Regions from separate parts of the Homo sapiens genome. Here region 2 is linked to region 1. A link is a loop called in an ENCODE intact Hi-C map of the cell type or tissue named here. Cell type or tissue: Caco-2. All regions are shown on one strand. Each heading gives the region's core, and the rest is flanking DNA. Links, peaks and the distances in the headings are about the cores only.

Region 1 (11,918 bases), core at 1,122-9,121:
GAACAGCTTGAAGCCAGGAGGTTGGAGACTGAGGTGAGCTGACATCGGGCCACTGCACTCCAGCCTGGGCCATAGAGTGAGACTCCATCTCAAAAAAAAAAAAAAAAAAAAGAATAGAAGGGTGGGATCTAGCTCTGTGATTCCCTCCCTACTAGAGGAGTAATTCGTCTCCTCAGCACATGAAACTCACTATCTCAAATAAAATTCCCTCATTCTATCAATCACTTGTACATAAATTTTATACATGCCAATCCAGATCAAGACTGAAGCTCTGACAAATGACTCCAAGCAAGTTTCACGAATGAGACCTGTGCAACTGCATTGGCCCCATACTCAGAAGGGTCCACATTGGGTTTAATGCCTTGATTTGATGTTGCCATCTTGAAATTCTTAATCTTTTTTTTTGAGACAGAGTCTCCCTCTGTTGCCCAGGCTGGAGGGCAATGGCGTGATCTCGGCTCAGTGCAACCTCCGCCTCCCAGGTTCAAGCGATTCTACTGCCTCAGCCTCCTGAGTAGCTGGGATTACAGGTGCACGCCACCACGCTCGGTTAATTTTGGTATTTTTAGTAAAGACAGGAGTTCACCACGTTGGTCAAGCTGGTCTTGAACTCCTGACCTCGTGATCCGCACACCTCAGCCTCCCAATGTGCTGGGATTATAGGCTGAGCTACCGTGCCCGGCCTATGATTTTTGAACAAGAAGCTCACATTTTTATTTTGCACTGGGCCCTGAAAACTATGCAGCTGGTTCAGGGACCAAAAAATATTCATATGTTGGCAGGTTGATCAATATCTCATTGGATCCTCAGTAATGATGAACTCCGGTTTACTTCACATAAAAATCTAGCTTCCCAGGACATCCCTGCCCATATTCTTCTCAGACAAGCCACCAGGCCCCAAAACCAGCCAGGTCTGCATGGAGTATTTCATAACTGTTACCCTCCTAGAATCTATCAACAAAGCCACTCAGCTGCCTTTCACTTGAAAGGCTTAACTTCGCATCCAATCAATCACTCCTCAATACTTTCAAATCACTGTCAGCAACAGTCTTGGAATTTGTTAAGACATAAGATTGCTCTTCCTCCTTCCCAAGTCATGCATAATTTTTCATTTCCTCAGTACTTTTTTTTTTTTTTTTTTTGAGACAGAGTCTCGCTCTGTCGCCCAGGCTGGAGTGCAGTGGCGCCATCTCGACTCACTGCAAGCTCCGCCTCCTGGGTTCACGCCATTCTCCTGCCTCAGCCTCCCAAGTAGCTTCGACTACAGGCGCCTGCCACCACGCCCAGCTAATATTTTGTATTTTCAGTAGAGACGGGGTTTCACTGTGTTAGCCAGGATGGTCTCGATCTCCTGACAGCAGGATCCACCCGCCTCGGCCTCCCAAAGTGCTGGGATTACAGGCGTGAGCCACTGCACCTGGCCCAGTACAGTTTTTTTAAAAAGCTTGTTTTTAATTAACAGGTAATGATAAAAAAAAAAAAAAAAGAACAGAAGTTAAATAGTTGCATTAGAACAAAGTCAGAGGCAAAGATCATGCGGCTAATTTTGAGAGGTCCGTCACTGAAAGTGCTTAAAGAGGTATGGAGTATTAGAATTTCAGAGCTAAAAGAGGCCTCTGGAGATGATCTAGACCAACTCAGTCTACTTATCGATGCTTTGAGGCCAGAGGGGTCAAGAGAGCTGCTCGAGGTCACACTGCTAATTAGGAAGCCCTGGTACTGCTTACTCTCCCTTTATAAACTCTTGTGAAACCTTCCCAGCAGTGGGATACTGCAAGAAGCACGAATTGAGATCCCTCCATATCTTACTCAGTGATATGAAATGACATTCACCTTTATAAAAAAAAAAAAAAAAAAAACCCTACTCAAAGCTACGGGTTAAAAGAGTAATAATGTGCATATATGCACCATATATAAGAGTAGAATGTTCACAGCATTGGAAATCAGTGTACCTGGGTAAATATCCATCATTAGTTGTATAATTAGAGTGGGTGGTGGGGTGACCTTTAACTTACTTATCTATAAATGAGATGTATAGTATTTGTCTACTTGACTCAAAAGACTTCAGTAAAGATAAATAAAATAGGCTATACTCTCTGAAAGCAGACTCTGAATTAAAATGACAGAAATCATTATTTCCAAATACACAGTCTTACCTTGCAAATGGTATGAAGGAAAGGCTGTACCTATAATGAAAAACAAAACAAAGGGTCAAATGAGATGAAGGGAGTAGCAGATTATCCAGCAGAATGGGCTTCTGAGCTGTAAGAATACCTGCAGTGATCTATCCAGACCCTCTCCCATACTCAGCCTGGGGGATGAGCATGTGCACACAAAGGCCCACGCATGTGCATGCACGTGTACCCAAACACACACACTATGGCCATGTACAGATAGGCAGCCACAGAAGAAGGGCAAAAGGTTCATGTGGAGATAACCCGTATGACCTCGGCCTCAATGCAGTACTGCTATAACCTTGAACTAGCAACAATCACCTTAAACAGTCAGATTTCAAATACCCAGATGGCACAGAAACTCTATTCTGAAAAAATATCAAATAAAACCCAGAACAGTTGAACCGCACCCCCCTCCTTTATTTATTTATTTATTTTTTTTTTTGAGACAGGGTCGTGCTCGTCACCTAGGCTGCTGGAATATAGTGGCTCAATCATAGCTCACTGCAGCCTTGAATTTCTAGGCTCAAGTCTAGGAAGCTCAAGCAATCCCCCTGCCTCAGCCTCCAGAATTGCTGGGACTACAAGTATGTGCCACCATGCCCGGCTAATTTTTTAATGTTTTTTTTTGTTTGTTTGTTTGTTTTTTTGCAGAGACCCGGTCTTGCTACACTGTCCAGGCTAGTCTCAAACTCCTGGCTTCAAGCAATCCTCCCACCTCAGCCTCCCAAAGTCTTGGCATTACAGTGTGAGCCACCCATACCTGGCACAGTTGAACTCCTAACATTTTATAAATTCTAAACAGAATTTAACTTCTACCTAATTGGGATAAATTTTCTGCTCTGCTCCTATTAATTTTAAAAGAAGAGAAAAGAGAATAAAAAAGAAGAAGAAAAAAATGCTACCAACTACTCTATGAGTGAAAATGTAGTACGTCCAAAGGTATCTTGGTAAATTCCAGTTAGCTCAGCCCTGTCACTTAGAAGGAAACCATATACAAGGAACAGGCTCCATAATGCTAAAGAACCAGGCACTGTGTGTCAGGCAGACTGTAAGTTAGCCCTTAGAAAAGCAAACACAGTCAGAACACATGAGTGTTGAAGGGAATATCACCATTCAGCTGGACCCATATGAATGCTGAACCTCTGAAACTGGATTCAAAATCAGTCTATAAGCAAAGCAAGGTGTGTGTATATAGGTACCAATTTCTGCCCTGGAAGAAAAATCAAAATATAAACAGTCTACCACTCAAATGTGCATGTCATTTAAAAAAAAAAAAAACATACACACACACACACACATAAACACAAACACCAGCATCCTTCTCCATATCTTATACTTAACATGTACAGAAGCTCAATTACTTGTCAACACAGTAAATTCCAAAAGGCAATTTGTAACTATATTTATTCAAAAGTCCAAAATTGCTAAAGGGAGGGATGGGAGTTAAGCTTACAGTCTCAAGATTCATTTCTACCAAATAGGAGTTAACCAATTCTTCAGAACTTTAAAATGTCCACAATCCTCCTTTCTTTACACTGTAGCAAACATTTTTTTCAAAAATAGGTGAGTCACATCTATACTGAAACTGTTCTGGCAGATACCATCCCTTGATAAACTTTGAAAGAACTACAGAAATGTCTTGGAACCTACAGATTCCAACTATGCCACCACCCCTCTCACTCTGAGGTCGTATAGGCTTGAAAGGACCATGAACCTACAGCCCCACTCATGGTTTCCCAAAATGTCTCCAGCGGCCCTTTTACTATACTTGGCTCTGGAGTTACAATTTCCTACTCTTCAGCTGAATTACCAAAAGCCAACAAGCCTCTGAGCACATACGCTGATCCTACAGCCCACAGACACACGTTTTTCCATTTCGTCAGTGACTGTTCCTCATCTCCTGCTGACAGTTCACTCTTTGTCCTTCTGTTAAATGATTCATTCTATCACAAATGTAACATTCATTATTTTTCTTACCACTTTCCTTTTTTGTTAACCTCTATTGGACTCACAAGCCTTTTTAACATCCCTTATAATACTTTTGTTGTCCTTGCACTTACCGGACATGAGTGGCTTAATAATATTTGTAACATCTCAAAAATCAACCATTAGTTCAGCAAAAATGCCACAGCAGGCAAACAAGGAGCCTCCTGTGACCACTCAAGACCACTAATGCCATCTATTGGCAGTGGGCTGGGTTGATAGGCATTTGCTCTGGAGCCTGACTTCACTTTCATCATTACGAATCCTTAAATTAAACAGCTTCTGTGTTTTCTTAATTCTCCCACCCACAATATGTGAGTTTTATCTCCTTTGGCTACATTATTCAGTGGGCTATGTGGGAGGGGATTGTTTAAAAGGTTACTTACCACGTCAATGCCAAAGACTGCAAAATGCAGAAGATAAGTGCAAGTCCCTTGTTATGCCACTGGAAAAATAATAATATGGTTATAGGAGAGTGTGAGACAAGGGGCAAAAGCCAAAATGGTTAAGAAAAATTAAAATATACATTTACCCAAAAGGCAGAACACAGGGTAAGTGCAAAACACAACTAAAGGAAGAAAGGAAACATTAATTAATGACAATAACATGGCAGGAAAAAAAAAACTCAAAACTTGTTATTCTTCACAAATGCACAAAACTTATGCATCCTTCATCTCAAAGCAGTTAACCCACCTGAGCACCCATATTTGGCAGAATAGTTAAAAATCTCCATGAAATCAAACTAGCCAATAAAGATTCACATAGATAAGATGTTCTTTTACTTTCAAGTTTTCCCAGAACCTCTGCCCAGCAAACAAATCACATTTCAGGCCCACCCATTCATCCGTCCATCCATCTTTTCATTCAAATGCACTAAAGTAAGCTTAACACAAATCTTTCTATTTTAACTCCTACCAAATGCTAGTCTCTGCAGCAGAAAGCACATGTGAGGACAAAGGTTAACCTGAGATATCAATCTCACAGTCAGCATGCCAGTTACTTGTGTACCTATCACCTAACACTTTCCCTAAGGCCATTCTTAGAAAGCTCTTTCTGCAAGAGACTTGTCCAGGCCGTGGGCATCTGAGGCTGGCCAAGGACAACTGGTGCTAGAGCAGTCAGCCATGCCTTTCTTCGCCATCCTTCTATAACAATAACTACTCAAATATGTCCTAAATATTCTCTGTGTCCAGCATTGTGCCCAATACTCTAAAAGGACACAAAATAAACAGGAAATGTGGTCACAGCTTTTGATAACTCACCTATTTGAACAAATGAGATTATATAAATGAAACTAAAAATAAAAGTATGTTCTTCAAGTTCCAAATGTTGCAATAGCTATAAAAGTCCAGAGAATGTAGGTCTGGAATGATTTTGACAACCACAGGGAAGAAAATAGGCCAAAAATGAGAGGCATTTAGGGTCAATGGAACAGGAAGATACAACAAAGCTAAAGACAATGTTGTCAGAGCAGGGTACAAGGATGACAGGCCATAAGGAGGCCACTCCCACTTTGGGGAGACTGATGAAAAACAGTAATAAGTCCCCAAGTCAGATAATGAGGAATAAAGAGGCCATTCTATAAGACAGGACACCCACCCTAGAGAATGAGTCCTGTGTTTCTGAGTTATTCCCTCTAAGCCCTGCCTGTGTGTGGCTTCCACAGTCACCAGGAAGGTGTCTGAGCTCCCTTACTACCACCACACCACTGTGGCTCATCTGACAAGCAATGCCCTCTAGAGGTGCTTTTCAGAACTGGTAGCACCTTGACACCCACTGAAACACAAAGTAGGGGAGGAGGGGATCGTAGTATTACTTAGAGTGTTCCCTTCTGCCACATGGTTATAGGAATAGGGTAATAAGTCAAGCTGAACGGAAAAAGAGAAGAGGTCTTTAGATTTAAAAAGAAAAACATCCTATACAATAGAAATAAAAACTCCCATCTGAGAAGTCCAGCTAAAAAGCAGACCTTACCAGCACCATGATAGTTGCAATCAAACGAGTAGGCTCAAACATTCGCTTCAGCTGTTTCACTGGTCCCATGAGGAAGATGGTACTAAAAGGCAAACACACGCACACAAGCCGTTCAGAACAGAACTGCACTAGGCACACTGAGTCGCCTCCCCAAGATTTCCTGTGGCAATAGTAGCTAACATTTGAAAAGCTCTCATTCTGACTGTGCTGAAGGGCCTTTCGTGCATTTTTCTCATTTAATCCATCAACAACCAACCTATAAAGTAGGAACAATTACCACACCAAAGCCCACAGAGTTACTTTATCCAAGGCCACCCAACTAGGGAATGATAGACCCAGGCTGTAAATGCATGTGGGTGTTACTGTAGAATCATATCATACCACTAGGTTGGATAAGCCTTCTCCTTGAGAGGTGTTACCTTGCCTCCCTGACAATAACTACTCATGGAAACAAACAAGGCTCAGGAAGTTTAAAGAAAAACCATACCTTACAGGCTTAGGTAGCTTATGTTAAAAAGTAGAGCATTTCATTTTCTTTCATAATCTTCAGGGAATAATTCTAATGATGATGATATCATCATGGGTTATTTGTTGAATGTTTGCTAAATGCCAGATATTACATATATTACCTCATTTCTTCTCCTCAACAACTTTGTGAGTTATGTATTACACTTATTTTAGAGACGAGAAAATCACACAGCTACCATTTGACTCTATAGCTATTGGATTCCAAAGCTCTAAAAAGACAGACCCAGCATGCTGGGTTTTTTTTGTTTGTTTTTTTTTTTTTGACATGGAGTCTCACTCTGTCGCCAGGCTGGAGTGCAGTGATGCAATCTCGGCTCATTGCAACCTCCACCTCCTGGGTTCAAGTGATTCTCCTGCCTCAGCCTCCCAAGTAGCTGGGACTACAGGCACACGCCACCACACCCAGCTAATTTTTGTATTTTTAGTAGAGACAGTTTCACCATGTTGGCCAGGATGGTCTCGATCTCTTGACCTCGTGATCCGCCCAACTCGGCCTCCCAAAGTGCTGGAATTATAGGCGTGAGCCACTGCGCCTGGCCCCCAGCATGCTTTCTGTATGAATGAACTTGAGAGATGGCTAGCAAGAGTAATCACAAATGAAGCAGACTGTCATGTCTAACACATCAACTTGGCATGAGCCACCACACCCGGCCAATAAGTCTTCCTCTCTTTGAAGTGCCATTAAGTTGCAAGGCTTCACTCTCAAGTGTCCCAACTAAGAGAACACTTCTTTAACCTACACCGAATAAGAAGCAACAGTCAAGGCTGGTCCTAAAAATTAAACATAGCATATACACAAAACCATAACAGACTACAGGCAAAGACACAAACTCCCAAATACCCTGAAAATAACAATTTGCTCCCTTTATTATTTCCCTACACAGTCTATGAAGAATCCAGCCCATAGGGATTTGCTAAAGAGCTCTTCTAGACTAAGCAACACACCCATATATTTATGCTCAGTCTAGACTATACAATGTAACTTACACTGTCTGCCCAAAACACCCCCCCACCCAAAGTTAGTATTGGAGAAAGCTTTACAGGCAACAAGAGACATCTCTAAGGGTCAGCATTTTACTGTCATAAGCACTAATAAATTAAGCTTTACACAGGTAGCCAGAATCATGCAATCAATCATTTAATTAACATCCCCCATTTCCAGCCAGACACAGAGCTAAGTTTGGGTACAACTGGGGACAAGATACACGTGCAGCCCTTATCAAGTGGCTTACAGATCTAACAAGTCAGTGTAATAAAATGCTACCTGCACTGGCACATAAATATAGATGTGATACTGAGAGTCCAAAGGAAGAGGTCATCAATTCTGGAGAGGAGGAGGTAATCAGGAAAAGCTTCATAGAAGAGGTAGCTTTTGAGCCAGGTCTTAACAAATGAGCAAGTATCTACCAAACCAGGGGAGGTACAGATAGGGCAGCATTCCAGGCACAGAAAACAACCAAACAAGGGCACAACGGCATTTTGGGAAATGCAAGAAGTTCAGCCTGGCTGGGAAGCACACTGGATAGGGAATGGGACAACGGTGAAGCCAGATCTCAAAGACGCTTGACTGTATGCGTGCTGAGGAATTTGGACTTCATTTGTACAGACAAAACAGGGGGCCACTTGAGGGGGCTAAGCAGGGCTATAAACGAATGGCTCTACAGCTCAGTGGAAAATGGCCTTGAGAGGGGCAATGGAGGAGACAGAGAGACCAAGCAGATGCATCTTGCTCAGGTAAGGGTGATAACAGGCCAAAGCTAAGGCCAGCTCAGATATCACCTTCTCTAGGAAGCCCTCCCTGACTCAGGTCGTGTCGGCTGCCCCTCCTTGAGAATTTCTTTCCATATCTTGTTATATCATGAGTTATATGTCTGTCTGCCTGGCAGGGACCAAACTGGACTTGTCTTTGTATCCTCTGAGCCCAGCACAGAGTGTGATCAATGCTTACCCATTGAGCATGCAAGTCAGTCAGTGAAGCACAAACAGCCATGGGGACAAAGAGGAAGGAGCCAGTAAGACAGGGTTACATCAAGCCCTGGTGAGGAATCATGGAGGGGAGACTTGGACCCCCAGGACTCTGAAGCCATTTACAGAGACACAAGGGAAGGGAAAAGGGGGAAACAAGATGACTGAGCTCAGGTTCCTGCAGGTCATTCAGGTAGAGGCCAGGCCAGTGCTCCCAGTTGGAGAGGGTGGAGTTGTTGGCACCAGTGTGACTGAAGCATCAGTGTGAATGAGCTTGACCTGGAAAATGTGTGCATCCACAACATGCAGAATGGGCTGCCCACCTCCAGGAAGCGCTCAGATGCCCTGCCCACATGAGCTGCTACTCAGGTCTGGGAAGGTCTGACACTAAATAAAAACCAGTTTCCCTTATGGCCACTGGAGTGATGAGCCCTTTGAAAACCATCAACTCAATCTCTGACAGCAGTAAGAATACAGCAAGCAGGAGGACTGGGTTGTAAACCCTGGAGAAATCACTGAACTGCTTTGTGTCGCAGTTTCTGTACATGTAAAATCACGATGGCAAAACATTTGCTGCTTTCTCCCAGGTGTTTCAAACTAAGATATAAAATGTTTTCAAATAATAAGATATGAATGTGAGATATTCTAACTACTTCTCTCCAAATTCCTTACAACTACTGGAGCCTCCTCTTTCACCTCCCTCAAGGGCAACCAACATCCATTTTCCCATCTAATGATTGGCTAAAATTGGATTTTTAAAAAACAGTTACCTCCCAATTGATGCGATATTACCAAAGGTATAAAACACTGCGAAGAGGTGTAGTCCCTTCCTGGGCACCCACAGCAGAACAGTACCCTGGAATTTAAAGTACAGTGTTTGCACATGAGCAACCCTCCCACCCGGCCACACAAGCAGAGCTCCCAGAGGAAGCCCTGAGGAGTCCGTTTCCCTCCCCACCTCCCTTATTCCCCTCTCCTCTCATCCATGCATTTTAGTGAAGGGCAAAAGGGGAAAGGAGGTGGACAAAAGGGGGAATATATAGCAAAGACAGGTAGAAGGAAAAGACAGAGGAGGAAGGGAAATCTTACCAGCAGTGAGCAGAGAATTCCTATAGCAAAACACGCAATGAAGCCTTTTATCCTGGTACTCCAGCTTAATGAAGATGCCTCAACAACCTAAAATTGAAAAAAAAAAAATACATATACACACACATTTACTAAAAACAAAGCAAGCACATAACTAAATCTAGAAAGTGTTAAGTTGTATTAGGGAAGGCAAGGAGCACAGAATCCTACACACTCAGGCGATGTAAGTCATCAAATCCAGACTTTATCAGAGCTGTAAAGTTATTATGCAGACATGAATCTCCTCTCTAGCAGCTGACAGCTGTGCCTCCAGCTGAACATCTTCAGAGGTAGAAACTCCTTGCCTCAAGCACAACCCATTTCAAGAACAGGAAGGCAAGACAGCCAATCCTAGAGTAGCCCAGAGCCTTCCTACAACCCAGGCAGGATGAAGACCACACCTGGAAAGGCATGCGTCCACCAGGGACTCACAAGTCCACCTGGGATCCTCCACCAGGCAGGGTCCCAGGAAATAAGGAAAAGATGAGGGGACGGCACTCAAGCAGCTGCTCCACTGGTCATCGTCTCCTACATCAACTCTCACCCACATTATTCACTCTTGGTTCAGATATTGTACTTACAGGATGCTGGCATCAGCCAACTCATCCAAGTGGGAGACAGATCCTGGTTAATTAATTACTGTCCTGTTACATCCTGAGTCTTTGCCATCATGATTAATCCCTCCCTGGAGCAAAGTTCAGGGGAAGCCAGGAGTTCCAAAAACACTACTGAAACAGGAGAGCCTGTGAGTAGCTCCCAGTGGTTCTTTTCCCATGTCAAAAATGACAACAGCCAGGCACAGTGGCTCATGCCTGTAATCCCAGCACCTTGGGAGACCAAGGTGGGCGCATCACCTGAGGTCAGGAGTTCGAGACCAGCCTGACCAACATGGCGAAACCTTGTCTCTACTAAAAATACAAAAAATTAGCCAGGTGTGGTGGTGCATGCCTGTAATCCCTGCTACTTGGAAGGCTGAGGCAGGAGAATTGCTTGAACCTGGGAGGTGGAGGTTGCAGTGAGCCGAGATCATACATTGTACTCCAGCCTGGGCAACAAGAGTGTAACTCTGTCTCGGAAAAAAATGACATCAAAGTTTTTGCACTGGTGACCCTACCAGTCTGTCCACCTGATGCAAGTGGGAACAGTTGTTCCAAGCTGGACAAAGACAGCTGCCGTAAGAGACCAACACCACACAGGGCAGCTAGGCCATGTATATTCACACAGGGCTCACCTTGTATGGCCAGCATAGTCTCCATCTAGCAATGTGGTCAAAGTTTCCTACTATATTTCCACCCAGCTGATGGAAGAAGGTAGGTAGTGGCAGAAAGTCAAGAGTCATTAGACTGGCAACTCCGTCAGCCTTGACTACCCCCAGCTCAGGGATCTGTTTTCAACCCTGTCTCCAGAGTTCCCGTCAAACCAGAAGCTTGAAAAGAAGGATGAGAGGCTCCCCTCAGGTGTGGCACGTATTGCCAAAGACTACCTTACTCTCCACTCAGGAGAAAGGTATTTAGGTCAGGTTATACATTCATATATATGGAACTGGGCTCATGACCCTGCACAGAAGGCACAAATTAGGGATGATAACAGACAGCAGGGGCCCAGTGTTAAGATCTGACAGATGAGCCACCTGGTTTTACGCTGAGGTAAACCTCTCCTGGAGGAGTCTGGTTTCCCAAACCCCCTTGGACTCCAAAATGAGCCATGTGATGATGCTCTGGTAGCAGGCTTTACAAGGCCCCAGACAATCTAGTCAGGCTACTTCGGACTAAAGCATTTAAGCTCTCGCCAAGGACAGAATAAAATGAGAAGCTACCACTCTTCCTAGTCATGCAAAAACCAAAGAACTTACCTTGCCAAGGTGCGAAAAGAACTAGCTGCAGGTGGGAAGAAAAGAGCGGTAGTAGGATTGGCCTGGCTTGTTCGTAGGAAGAAGAGTGGTAGTGGGATTGGCATGGCTTGTCTGTAGGAAGAAGAACGGTAGTAGGATTGGCCTGGCTTGTTCACAGGAAGAAGCATGGTAGTAGGATTGGACTGGCTTGTCAGCAGCAAGAAAAAAGTGGTAGTAAGATTGGACTGGATGGTTCCCTGAGCACCACATGGCATCAACACGGATAATTTTAAAAGATTCAACCTTTCTATTTGAAGAGGATAAACCATAAGGTT
Region 2 (11,918 bases), core at 2,248-10,247, 66 kb before region 1:
TGAGCTTTCTATCAAATTCACTTGGGGAAATAACAACAGTTGAATTGATAGCAAATGTAGAAGACATAAAGATGGTGACCAGTGACATTATCCTAGGGCAAAATATAACCATGGCTTGCACTACAGGCACCAACAGTTTGTTAGTTCTTTCTCAGGGAAATAGAAAATAAAAAGAAACGTGGGTTTCCTCAATGTCAACCATATGCCAGGTGTCATTCATAGTTTAATCTTCACACCAGTGACTCCTTAACTCCATCTTATAGATACGCCTCAGGGTGGTAGAATGATTTGCCCTGGGTAACACCGATCTGTCTAACTCATTTCACCACAGTCACTCTCTTTTAAGAAGGGACCATACCAGCCTCCCCTCAAGCTAAGCCTAAGGGCCACCAGTGCCCCAGATGAGATTTCTGAGGTCCAGGAACTTATTCTTCTCGGCCATCCCTGAGTAGGTTTAAATATCTCAAGCACAGTGCCTTTTGGCCCGGCATGGTGCCCACACCTGTAATCCTGGCACTTTGGGAGTCCAAGGCAGGGGAATCCCTTGAGCCCAGGAATTTGAGACCTCTCTGGGCAACACAGAGAGACACCATCTCTACAATTAAAAAAAAAAAAAATTAAGAAAAAAACATACCTTTTTACAAAAAGAAGAACATAATATGATCTCACTTATATGTGGACTCTAAGAAAGTTGAATACATAGAAGCTGAGAGTACAACAGTGGTTACCAGGGGTGGGAAGCTGGGGAAATGAGATATTGGTCAAAGGATATAAAGTTGCACTTGTGTAGGATGAATAAGTCTAGAGATCTAACTTACAATCTGAAGACTATAGTTAATAATATTGTACTGTGTACTGGAAATTTGCTAAGAGAATAGATTTCAGGTGCTCTCATCATGAAAAAAAGTAACTATGTGAGGAGATGGACATGTTAATTTGCTTGACAGCAGTAATCACTTCACTATGCATATGTATATCAAAACGTCATGTTGTACACCTTGAATATATACAGTTTTTATGGGGGTGGGGGAAGAATGTCTTCCATTTCTTTGAATCTCTATTTGCATAAATAGTATACAAATAAGAGAGAGGAAGAAGGCAGAGGGAGGGAGGAAGGAAGGGAAAAGGGGGAGAAGGGAGAGAGAGAAGGAAGATTCCAACGTCTATCTCTGGTGCTATGGTTTGAATGTGTCCCCCAAGGTTCATGTGTTGGGAACTTAATTCCCAATGCAAGAGTGTTGAGAGGTGGGGCCTTTAAGAGGTGACTAGGCCATGGGGGCTCTACCCTCAGGAATAGGCTAATGTCAGTATTGCAGGAATGGGTTTCTGATAAAAGGATGGGTTTAGCCTCCTGCCCTCTCCCCCTCTTTCCCCCACCATCCATGTGATGCCTTTCGCAATGTTATGATACAGCCAAAAAACCCTTACCATATGCTGGCACCTTAATCTTAAACTCCCCAGCCTCCAGGACTATGAGAAAATAAAGGTCTATTGCTTATAAATTACCCAATCTCAAGTATTTTGTTATAGCGCCACAAAGGGGACTAAGACACCTGGCCATGTCTCTTCTTTTTACGATCTGGCACTTCCAAGCTCTCCAGCCCTAACTCTTACATCTTCCATCTGTCCCCACTCCCCCTACACTCTGCTCCAAAGCTGTTCCCAGACAACCTAGGGTCTTTCCCCTTTCTGTATCTTTGCTCAGCCCACTCTCTCTACCTGGAATGCCCTGCACCTCTGCCTTTGGCACATGTCATCCTCCACCTTTTACCCCTGCCCACTCCCACTCTGTCCTTTTCTATTCATCTTTCAAGGCTCCATTTAAATGTTAACCCCTCTGGGCAGCCTTTGCTCCTCCACCAGGCATATCTAGCTGCTCTTTTTCCTTCATTCACATGGCACCCTGACTTATGTGTTTTATAGACTGTTTCTCAAATTCTAGAGCGCTTATGAATCCCCTGGTGATCTTGTTAAAATGCAGACCCTGACTCAGGAGTAGAGCCTGAAAGTCTACATTTCTAACAAGTTCCCAGGTGATGTTTCTGCATTACATTAGGATTCATTATTTACGTATTTGTGTAACCCCGAGCTCCTCCAGGGAAGAAGCTATATCTTTTTTTTTTTTTTTTTTTTTTGAGATGGCGTCTTGCTCTTGTTGCCCAGGCTAGAGTGCAGTGGCACAATCTTGGCTCACTGCAGCCTCTGCCTCCCGGATTCAAGCAATTCTCCTGCCTCAGCCTCCCAAGTAGCTGGGATTACAGGCGCCAACGACCACGCCTGGCTAGTTTTTGTATTTTTAGTAGAGACGGGGTTTCGCCATGTTGGCCAGGCTACTCTCGAACTCCTGATCTTGTGATCCGCCCGCCTCAGCCTCCCAAAGTGCTGGGATTACAGGCGTGAACCACCGCTCCCGGCCCTGAAACTATGTCTTAATCACTTTCCTATCCCACTGCCTAGAAGAACACGGTACACAGTAGGTGCTCAGAAGATGTGATTTGATGCTGACCGCAGGAAAGAATGAGGAAGTAGAGTGAGCCACTGCTCAGTTTCTGCTATTGGTAAGCTACATAATCTCCCCACCTGGCAGCAACTGTTGAGGTTGCCAAGAATAGCAGGCTAAGGGACACAGGGACAGGTAGCTGGTGACCAGGAGGACCCTCTACAAATGCAGAGCTCAGGGTGTCACTGAGGAAGGAAGGAGGCTGGAATCCAAATACTCTCCACTGTCTCCCATGCCATGAACTTTACTTGTTTTATTGTCAATCTTTTCATATTAGTATAGAATCTCCGTAAGGGCAGGGCATTTGTCCATTTCATTCCTGTGCTTGAAACAGAGCCTGGCATATAGTCGATCCTCAATAAATATTTGTTGCATGAATAATTTAATGAAAAAGTAACCATTGTTTTCATTTCTCCCTTCTTTCTACAAATCTAATAATCAGGCAAGGTCTGGGCCTACATAAGGCAAAGGTGGAAAAGGCAATAGTCAATGAGAAAAAAGCACACAAACAATACTGCTAACTTAAAACAAACAGACAGCAAAAATTATTTTAAAATACTAAGGTTGGGTTTGCATGTCTCCAACTGAATCAGACTAAGGCCTGAACATATAGGGATCCAGCTTCCCAGAGACCTTCCTAATAATTCCCTAATGCTAGACCCAGTATTCCCTGAACTGAGCCATGAATGCAACTATAGAAAAGAGCCATGCGAAGGTGATGAGCTGAGTGTTTCAGACCCACACAACTTGACATGGCTTTTAGAGATCTGCCTGAACTGCTCAGAATATCAGTGTCCTGGCCTTTCACGCTCATTAGAAACCAGGAGACTGGGGGTTTTATGAAATAATTTTTTTAAAAAAAACTAAGATTGTTATACCTAGTTAATCAAATATTTGTACATAAAATAACAATAAAATAAAACACAAAAACAATCATATCATAGATGTATATTAGATGACGGGGTTCCATCTTTAGCTACTCCTTTTCCTAGCTGTTTATCCATTTCTCCTGACTGCCCCCACCCCAGCCCATACCCCAAGGGTTTAATCAGCAGAGTCACAGACCTGAGGGAGAATGGTTTCTGTGCATGTACGCAGAAGGGTAGGGAGCCTGCCGGTGTCCTCGGAGACCCGAATAGTGCTCACAGCCATGGTGGGTGTGGGGAGCAGGCAGAGGCAGAGGAGCGGCATACTGGTAATTGGAGTTTCCTGCTGTGCACACTCCATCTGGATTGGAAAAGATCCAGCCTCCCACTAAAATAGACAAGAGGAATACACCAAGACTGAGTCTGTGAACTCCCACACCAAAAATCAGGTGACCAGCTACTTTACACAGCTACAATTCTTGTAAATGACACTGATGCCAGCCTGTGTGATGGTGCCAGCCTGTGTGGTGGTACCATCCCCTAGCTGCCACTGCCCTTGCCCATGAGCAGCTAACTTGGCTTCTCTGGAAATGCATGACCAGTCCTGAAACTGCCTTTGCAAAAATTGTATCAGTGAGAAAATTTTGGCAGTTGAAGACTTCTGATCTACCCAATCTCCCTCTTGCCTTTAGCCTTCAAGCTGCCAAGCTAGCTTTGGGAGACATTTAGCTTATAGTTTAAATAATAGTAATCCTTCTCTAAAACTCAACTGCCTTTGTAAAGCTAATGAAAGACTACCAGGCTAGGAGCATAGAGGAGCCTGAATTCTGCTAAGATGTAGACACAAATGATTGCCAGCCATTATTCCAGACTTTACAATATACGCAACTTTCCCAATTACTCCTGCAGATAACATCACTATTGTAGAACCTAAGATAGGCCTTTAGAGATATCTTTTCAGGTTTTTGGCATATCTGACACCAGTGGCTCCACCTGGACCCACCAACCCCACCTGTGGCCCCACCCAGAAGTGACTCAGCACCAGAGGACAGCTTCAATTCCCTGTGATTTCATCTCTGATCCAACCAATCAGCAGCAAGCACCTATTGTCTAGCTACCCCCACTTCTTCCCTGAAATTGCCTCTGAAAAAGGTAACCTAACCTACAAGTTTTTGAAGAGATTGATTTGAGTAAGAGCTCTGTCCCCAAAATGGCATGGCCAGATTCATGTCTATTAAACTCTTTCTTTATTGCAACGCTGTGGTCTTTGTGTCAGAGGTGTTTGAACCAGAGTGACTCCATCTTGAATAGGGGCCGGGTAAAGTGAGGCTGAGACCTACTGGGCTGCATTCCCAGGTGGTTAGGAATTCTTAGTCACAGGATAAGATAGGAGGTGAGCACAACATACAACAAAGGCCTTGCTGATAAAACAGGATGCAGTAAATAAGCCGGCCAAAACCCACCAAAACCAAGATGGCAATGAAAATGACCTCTGGTTATCCTCACTGCTAGTTATATGCGAATCATAATGCATTAGAATGCTAAAAGACACTTCAACAAGCACCATGATAGTTTACAAATGCCATGGCAATGTCAGGAAGTTACCCTATGCGGTCTAAAAAGGGGAGAAATCAACCCTCAGCTGTGGGAATTGCCCGCCCCTTTCCTGAAAAACTTATGAATAATCCACCCCCTGTATAGCATATAATCAAGAAATAACTATAAGTATACTCAGTTGAGCAGCCCATGCCTCTGTTCTGCCTATGAAGTAGCCATTCTTTTATTCCTTTACTTTCTAAATAAACTTGCTTTCACTTTACTCTGTGGACTTGCCCTGAATTCTTTCTTGCATGAGGTCCAAGAACCCTTTGTTGGGGTCTGGATCAGGACCCCTTCTCAGTAACATCTTTTTGTGCAACCAGCAGGAAGAACCTATCAGGTGGTTACAGTCCTATCAAAGGACTCTATCAAAGGGTGGAAAACCTCTAAAGCAACACTGGAATATAGCAATATGAAATACGATGAGTTCATGTCCTTTGTAGGGACATGGATGAAGGTGGAAACCATCATTCTCAGCAAACTATCGCAAGGACAAAAAACCAAACACCGCATGTTCTCACTCATAGGTGGGAATTGAACAATGAGAGCACATGGACACAGGAAGGGGAACATCACACACCAGGACCTGTCGTGGGGTAGTGGGAGTGGGGAGGGATAGCATTAGGAGATATATCTAATGTAAATGACGAGTTAATGGGTACAGCACACCAACATGGCACATGTATACATATGTAACAAACCTGCACGTTGTGAACATGTACCCTAGAACTTAAAGTATAACAAAAATAAATAAATAAATAAATAAAAAGAAATACTATCTGAATGCAGAAGTTAATAGAAATGCAAAGTTAAGGTGCTTCAGGCTTAATTAAAATAAAAGGCAGTCTAGGAGGCATTACACGTATATGTAACTCATGGACCTTCAGCTACCAGGGAAGGTAGGGAATGATTAATGTGGTTACGCAGGAAGAGTGAAAGCCTCTCTATTTCTGCCGAGTGTGAAGGTGCCTTCAGTTCTCACTCTAAGCAAGAGATATCATGATGCCTTCCAACCCCACCCCACAAAGAGAATTCTGACAGCACAGAAAGGGAGAGCTGGCCTAGCACAACTTGACAGCAAGCATTTTGGGGTTTTTTTTTGGTTTTGGGGTTTTTTTCCTTTTTTCTTCTTTTTCATTCCACTTATTTACTGGCAGGCAGCAAGCATTTTGCAGAATATTTTGGACGACTGCAAAATGTTTTGTAGAAAGATTCTGAACAGAAGACTATTTCGAGTGAGTTTATGGGCAAAGACTGAGACTTAGTACTGCAGGCCCCAAAACAAGAAGCTTGTTCTCCCGCTGACCATGCCTCAGCTAAGGGATCAGTGGATGGGGATTCAGATAGAAACAGAGCTGTTCCTTAAGAACATTGGCTAAGGATTGTCACCTGGGCTTCGGCAATGAGGAAATGGAGCTTGATATTAGAACCCACCGCCTTCGCTTAATACTTTTTAAGTACAAGTAAGCAAATTGTACAAAGTTCATATTACAATCATTCCCAACAAATCCTTTTGTCATCTTCATTTTCCCAGAGTTGCACAAACTTATGGCCCAAGGGGTCCCCATCTGACTAACAGAATCAAGATTCATGCACCCAGCGGGCAAAACCAGGCAAGTGGCCCCTCAGAACCAGACTTTGCCACATATAATGTACACACCTCAAGAAGTTTGCTGAGAAGATTGCAACACATGAACTTTGAACTCCTATGGTTCTGCACATGGCCCTAACCTAGAAAACGAGGTTTTTATTCCAGTTCATTCCACCTAAAGGAAAAAACTGAGGGGGAAGTGATAAAAGAAAAACAGCTCAGAACAGTCTGAGTTATGTGAGGCATGCAAAATTTATCAGACCCAGAGGGATGTGAGTGTGAGGAGCAGCTTCAGTCAAGGGCACCCCCTGCACCCATGCCTGGGGGCAATTCTTTAAAGGCATTTTTGTTCCTGACTAGCTGCCTCACCCATTATCTTCACGTTCCTGGAATGTGTGATACAAAGAACAATATATAACCAATCAGCAGCTCATGTTACAGTAGACAGTTTATGAATCACCTCTTATTTTTCCCTTTAAAAATCCACTTGTAACTGCTGCTAACCCAAGTATATATTCAGGGGAACTTGAATCTGTGCTCCCAAGCTGTAGTCCTCAAACTTGACCCAAATAAACTTTTTACTTATATTAATGTTGCCTCAGTTTTTTCATTTAGGTTGACAGTCATTTTTAAAGAGTGCTTTTCGGCCGGGGGCAATGGCTCATGCCTGTAATCCCGGCACTTTGGGAGGTCGAGGCAGGCGGATCACAAGGTCAGGAGTTCAAGACCAGCCTGGCCTATATGGTGAAACCCCATCTCTACCAAAAATACAAAAATTAGCCGGGCATGGTGGCACATGCCTGTGGGCCCAGCTGCTCGAGAGGCTGAGGGAGAGGAGTCACTTGAACCCGGGAGGCGGAGGTTGCAGTGAGCCAAGACTGGGCCATTGCACTCCAGCCTGGGCAACAGAGCGAGACTCCATCTCAAAAAAAAAAGAGTGCTTTTCTGAGAGCTGCTTCTCTTTATGCGGCTATACTCCCAGGTCTGTTATGGAAGGTGCAGTAAGATTGAAGGGAAGGAAGAAGTAAAGAACTCTGCAGCTGGCAAACTGCATAAGGGATCTTTGCAAGCCAATATAATCCAAATTAAAGAGGGTTTCAGACATCAGGGTTAACTTTCCTACTCTGATGTCACTGATCGTGGGTTGCATTGCAGCTGCAGAGGATTCCCTCCACCATCCTGGGACATGGACAAGGTAACACCCTGATGGGAACATCCAACACTACCTTCAGAATCCCAGCTATATTACTCCACCTCTTCCTACAGCCTTCCAGCCCACAAATAAAGACTCTTCCCCATGGAGGCTACAGCCTGCATGACACATTGCTATGGGAACCAACTCCAAAATTAGCAAACACTAAGAACAGGAGAACTCCAAAACAGAGAGACCAGAGTGGCAAGCATAACGTTAGGAGGCAAGCCGAGAACACACTGTTGAGGGCTCAGAGCCTTACTGACAAGAAAACCAGAGTCTAAGAAATTCATCATTTTCATTCTTATCTCCTGCCTAAGACTTTTTTAAGTCTCTTAAGCCTAGGACCATTGGCTCTCTCTCTGGAATTCTGGAAAGGGCACAAATTTGTCCTTAATAGAATAAACTGTGTGTTGGGTTTTGATTTGGAAGTCCTTAAGCAGTCCTGACAGGCAAAGAGTCTGAGTGTGGAAGGAGCTGGCTCCAGGTACAGCCCCACGCACCTCCCGCCTCATGTACACCCAACTCACAGTGAGAATAGGTCACATGCTGGCTCTCAGAGATAGCCTCCGGTACGTCTCTTAGGTGATTTCTGAAAGAGTAAAGAAAATGCACCATGGCTGTCCAACTTTTTATGTATGTCCACTATAAAGCATACCCAAAATTCTCCTTGAAGAGCAATCAATTTCTTAGAATAAGAAAACCAAACACCTTTTTCCTAAGCTCCTGTCCTTCCCCATTCTCCTTCCTTCGGGGTGCTGTCTCTACTTGTGCAATTGCTCTTGGAGTTGCAGTTTTACTGTTTACCCCTCTTTACCACATTTACAGCTATCCCTGTTTATTTTGATCTGAATAATTTGGGGATATTGCTCCTGACTGACAAGATTCAAGCAATAATAACAGCACAATTCCATGGCACAATTACATATGTGATATGCTAGATCCACCAATGACCCTGTGAGGGAAATATTAACATATTTTTCTAATTTTGTAGATTAGAAAAGTGGATCTCGAGGAGGTAAACTGACTTATGCAAGAACAAACAGCCAGTAAATTACAGAGCAAGGATTCAGTCAGGACCTCTTACTCAAAGTCCTAAATTCTTTGTATTATACCATGCTACTGTCACTTTGAATCTAGATTGTGTCATCTCACATATCAGTTTATCCTTTAGGCCTTTTGTTAACTGAAAACGTTATAAGTGTGTCTTGTATATCATCATAATTTATTCCAATATTGGAGCTAGGCACAGTAGCTCACTCCTGCAATCTCAGCAACTAAGGAGGCGGAGGCAGGAGGATCACTTGAGGCCAGGAGTTTGAGACTGTCTGGGCAACATACTGAGAGCCCCTGTCTCTTTAAAAAAAACACATAGCCAGGCATGGTGGCACATGCCTGTAGTCCCCACTACTTGGGAGGCTGAAGCAGGAGGATAGCTTGAGCCCAGGAATTTAAGGCTGCAATGAGCTATATCACACCACTGTACTCCAGTCCGCGTGATAGAGCAAGACCCCATCTCTAAAATAATAATAATAATATATTCAAATATTGGACAGGACAGGGTCATGTGATGCATCATTATGAACATCTGTCCATTAATCTAGAGCCTTATCAGAGCCTTTAAGGTGAACAGGAAAGATTAGACAGTTATAAAAACTATTTAAAAGATTTGAAACTCAAGCAATAAAATCTGAACATTAAAAAGATAATCATATTATACTGTAGGCTTTGTCAATTAAAAAGTCAGTGATAAGCACCATCATCTTCTTTTTCCTGGGATGCAAAAGACATAGAGTCTGGGCACGGTGGCTCAAGCCTGTCATCTCAGCAATTTGGGAGGCCGAGGCGAGTGGATGACCTGAGGTCAGGAGTTCAAGACCAGCCTGGCCAACATGGCAAAACCCTGTCTCCACTAAAAATAAAACATAAAAAATTAGCTGGGCATGGTGGTGGCCACCTGTAATCCCAGCTACTAGGGAGGCTGAGACATGAGAATCGCTTGCACCCAGGAAGCAGAAGTTGCAGTGAGCCAAGATAGTGCCACTCCAGCCTGACTCTGTCTCAAAAAAAAAAAAGAAAGAAGGAAGGAAGAATGAAAGAAAGAGAGAGAGAGAGAAAGAAAGAAAGAAAGAAAGAAAGAAAGAAAGAAAGAAAGAAAGAAAGAAAGAAAGAAAGAAAGAAAGAAAGAAAGGAAGGGAGGGAGGGAGGGAGGGGAGGAGAGGAGAGGAGGGAGGGAAGGGAAGGGAAGGGAATGGAAGGGAAGGGAAGAAGGAAAGCTAGGAAGGAAAGGAAGGAAAGGAGGGAAGCAAAGGAAGGAAGGAAAGGAAGAAAGAAAAAGAAGGAAGGAAGGAAAAGAAGGAAAGGGAAAGAAGGGAAAGAAAGAAAGGAAAAAAGAGAGAAAGGAAGGAAGAAAGAAAAGATATAGAGATGGCAGGTCGCTGCCCCGAAGTAGCAGAATCATCACTCATACCCCCAGAAGTCTCCGACTTCTTTTCTCAGCAGAGGAAATGTGAACCTGTCTCCATTTTTCACTTTTCCTAGGCTAAATGTAGTTTTAAAAAAGCAATTTATTAATGCCATGCTACTCAGAAGTAATTAGGAAAAAGGCAGAGTGAATTATTATAAATCTAAATCATTTAATTTTTTTAATGTGATTGTGCTACTTTCAAGAATTCATAGTAAAACAGGTCTTTAAAAAAAATTGTTAGTTAACAGTTCTCCCGGATCCCTATTATAACGAATAGATAATTATGATTTGAATTTTCTAGATGTTGTTGAATATTGAATTGAATATTGAAAGCCTATTTCTTTTTTTTCTGAGACGGAGTCTCGCTCTGTCGCCCAGGCTGGAATGCAGTGGCGCCATCTCGGCTCACTGCAAGCTCCGCCTCCCGGGTTCACGCCATTCTCCTGCCTCAGCCTCCCGAGTAGCTGGGACTACAGGCGCCCGCCACCACACCCGGCTAATTTTTTGCATTTTTAGTAGAGACGGGGTTTCACCATGTTAGCCAGGATGGTCTCGATCTCCTGATCTCGTAATCTGCCCGCCTCGGCCTCCCAAAGTGCTGGGATTACAGGCATGAGCCACCGCACCTGGCCGAAAGCCTATTTCTATAAAAGGTAATGAAAGTGCTACTAGTCTAGTTCCTTTCAAGATAATCATAAATTCCACATTTGTATTTGCATAAATCATTCATTAGAAGATTTCACTAAAATTTCTTTACTTACCTTTCCTTGGCATCCAAGAAGGCTTTGGCAAAAGGATTGTACTTGATTTTGAGAGCCGTTATCTTGCATTTACAAAGACAAGAAGTGTTAGTAAAAGTAGGATACACATGGGCAAACAGAACCCTTTGTCTTCTGTAAAACCAGTTTAATTCCCTCTCTTTTCCTTCCCTTTCCCACCAGGCACGATGGCTTATGCCTGTAATCCCAGCACTCTGAGAGGCAGAGGCCCTTTCCATCTTTGCTTACTCCAGCACTTAATCACCACTGCGCTGTCTCTGGCAAAGGACATTTTATCATTGCATGTGGTGAAAATGCTAATGCCATGTAAAGTGAGAAAAGAAAGGGCAAAACACTGGAAATGAGCAAAGCCCTGATGTGCGAAACCTAGCATTCATTTTTTTACTCATGTATTTATTTTTTTCAACAATCCTTGATCCCCTACTACATGTGATTTACTTTTCTAGTTACTTGGTACACAGTGGAGAGCAGCACAGGTGTGATCCTGCCCCTCTGGATGAGTGCCATCTAGCATCGAGTCCCTCATTCATAAATAATCACTTACACATGGGGCCATGTCAATGCAAAAAGCAAACTATCACTGCCATTCACTGTCACTCTCTGTATCTGCCTTAGCCTGAGCCTGCTTCATTTCTCATTAGAGACATCTGACGTATAGATAGATAGTGATCGTGATAGAGATAAAACAGATAGATAGAGACAAAGAAATATTTATTTTTCATCTCTCCCCACTGGGATGTAAGTGCCTTGAAGACAGGGTATTCATCTGTTTTATTCATTGCAGTATTTCCAGCATCTAGAACAATATCCAGCATGTAGTAATGCCCAGCAAATATTTGTTGAGTAAATAAATATTTACAGAATATATATATACACACACATATATATATATTTTTTTTGAGACGGGAGTCTTGCTCCCAGGCT

Evidence for each region. Peaks named below come from ENCODE experiments on the same cell type or tissue, not always from the same donor. Only the 100,000 strongest peaks of a DNase experiment are listed, where the experiment ranks them.
Region 2: a loop joins it to region 1, with 6 times the contacts of the local background. A loop is called at or near these places in 6 of 110 quality-filtered maps.

What each region holds. Positions count from the first base shown.
Region 1 is chr1:168,229,399-168,241,316 of GRCh38, reverse strand. SFT2D2 (SFT2 domain containing 2) reads right to left here. Exons shown (of 8, transcript NM_199344.3): 2 at 9,717-9,803; 3 at 9,398-9,483; 4 at 6,135-6,216; 5 at 4,693-4,728; 6 at 4,547-4,605; 7 at 2,157-2,186. Among named protein-coding and RNA genes, the nearest start is that of SFT2D2, 9.4 kb to the right of the region's middle. In Caco-2, for the core only: a CTCF peak has its summit at 5,909 (motif pointing left); a DNase peak (open chromatin) is centred at 5,866.
Region 2 is chr1:168,296,844-168,308,761 of GRCh38, reverse strand. It overlaps TBX19 (T-box transcription factor 19), which reads right to left. Exons shown (of 8, transcript NM_005149.3): 4 at 10,977-11,038; 5 at 8,279-8,340; 6 at 3,566-3,754; 7 at 1-20. Among named protein-coding and RNA genes, the nearest start is that of TBX19, 22 kb to the right of the region's middle. In Caco-2, for the core only: no CTCF peak of the experiment used is centred there; DNase peaks (open chromatin) are centred at 4,397 and 6,861.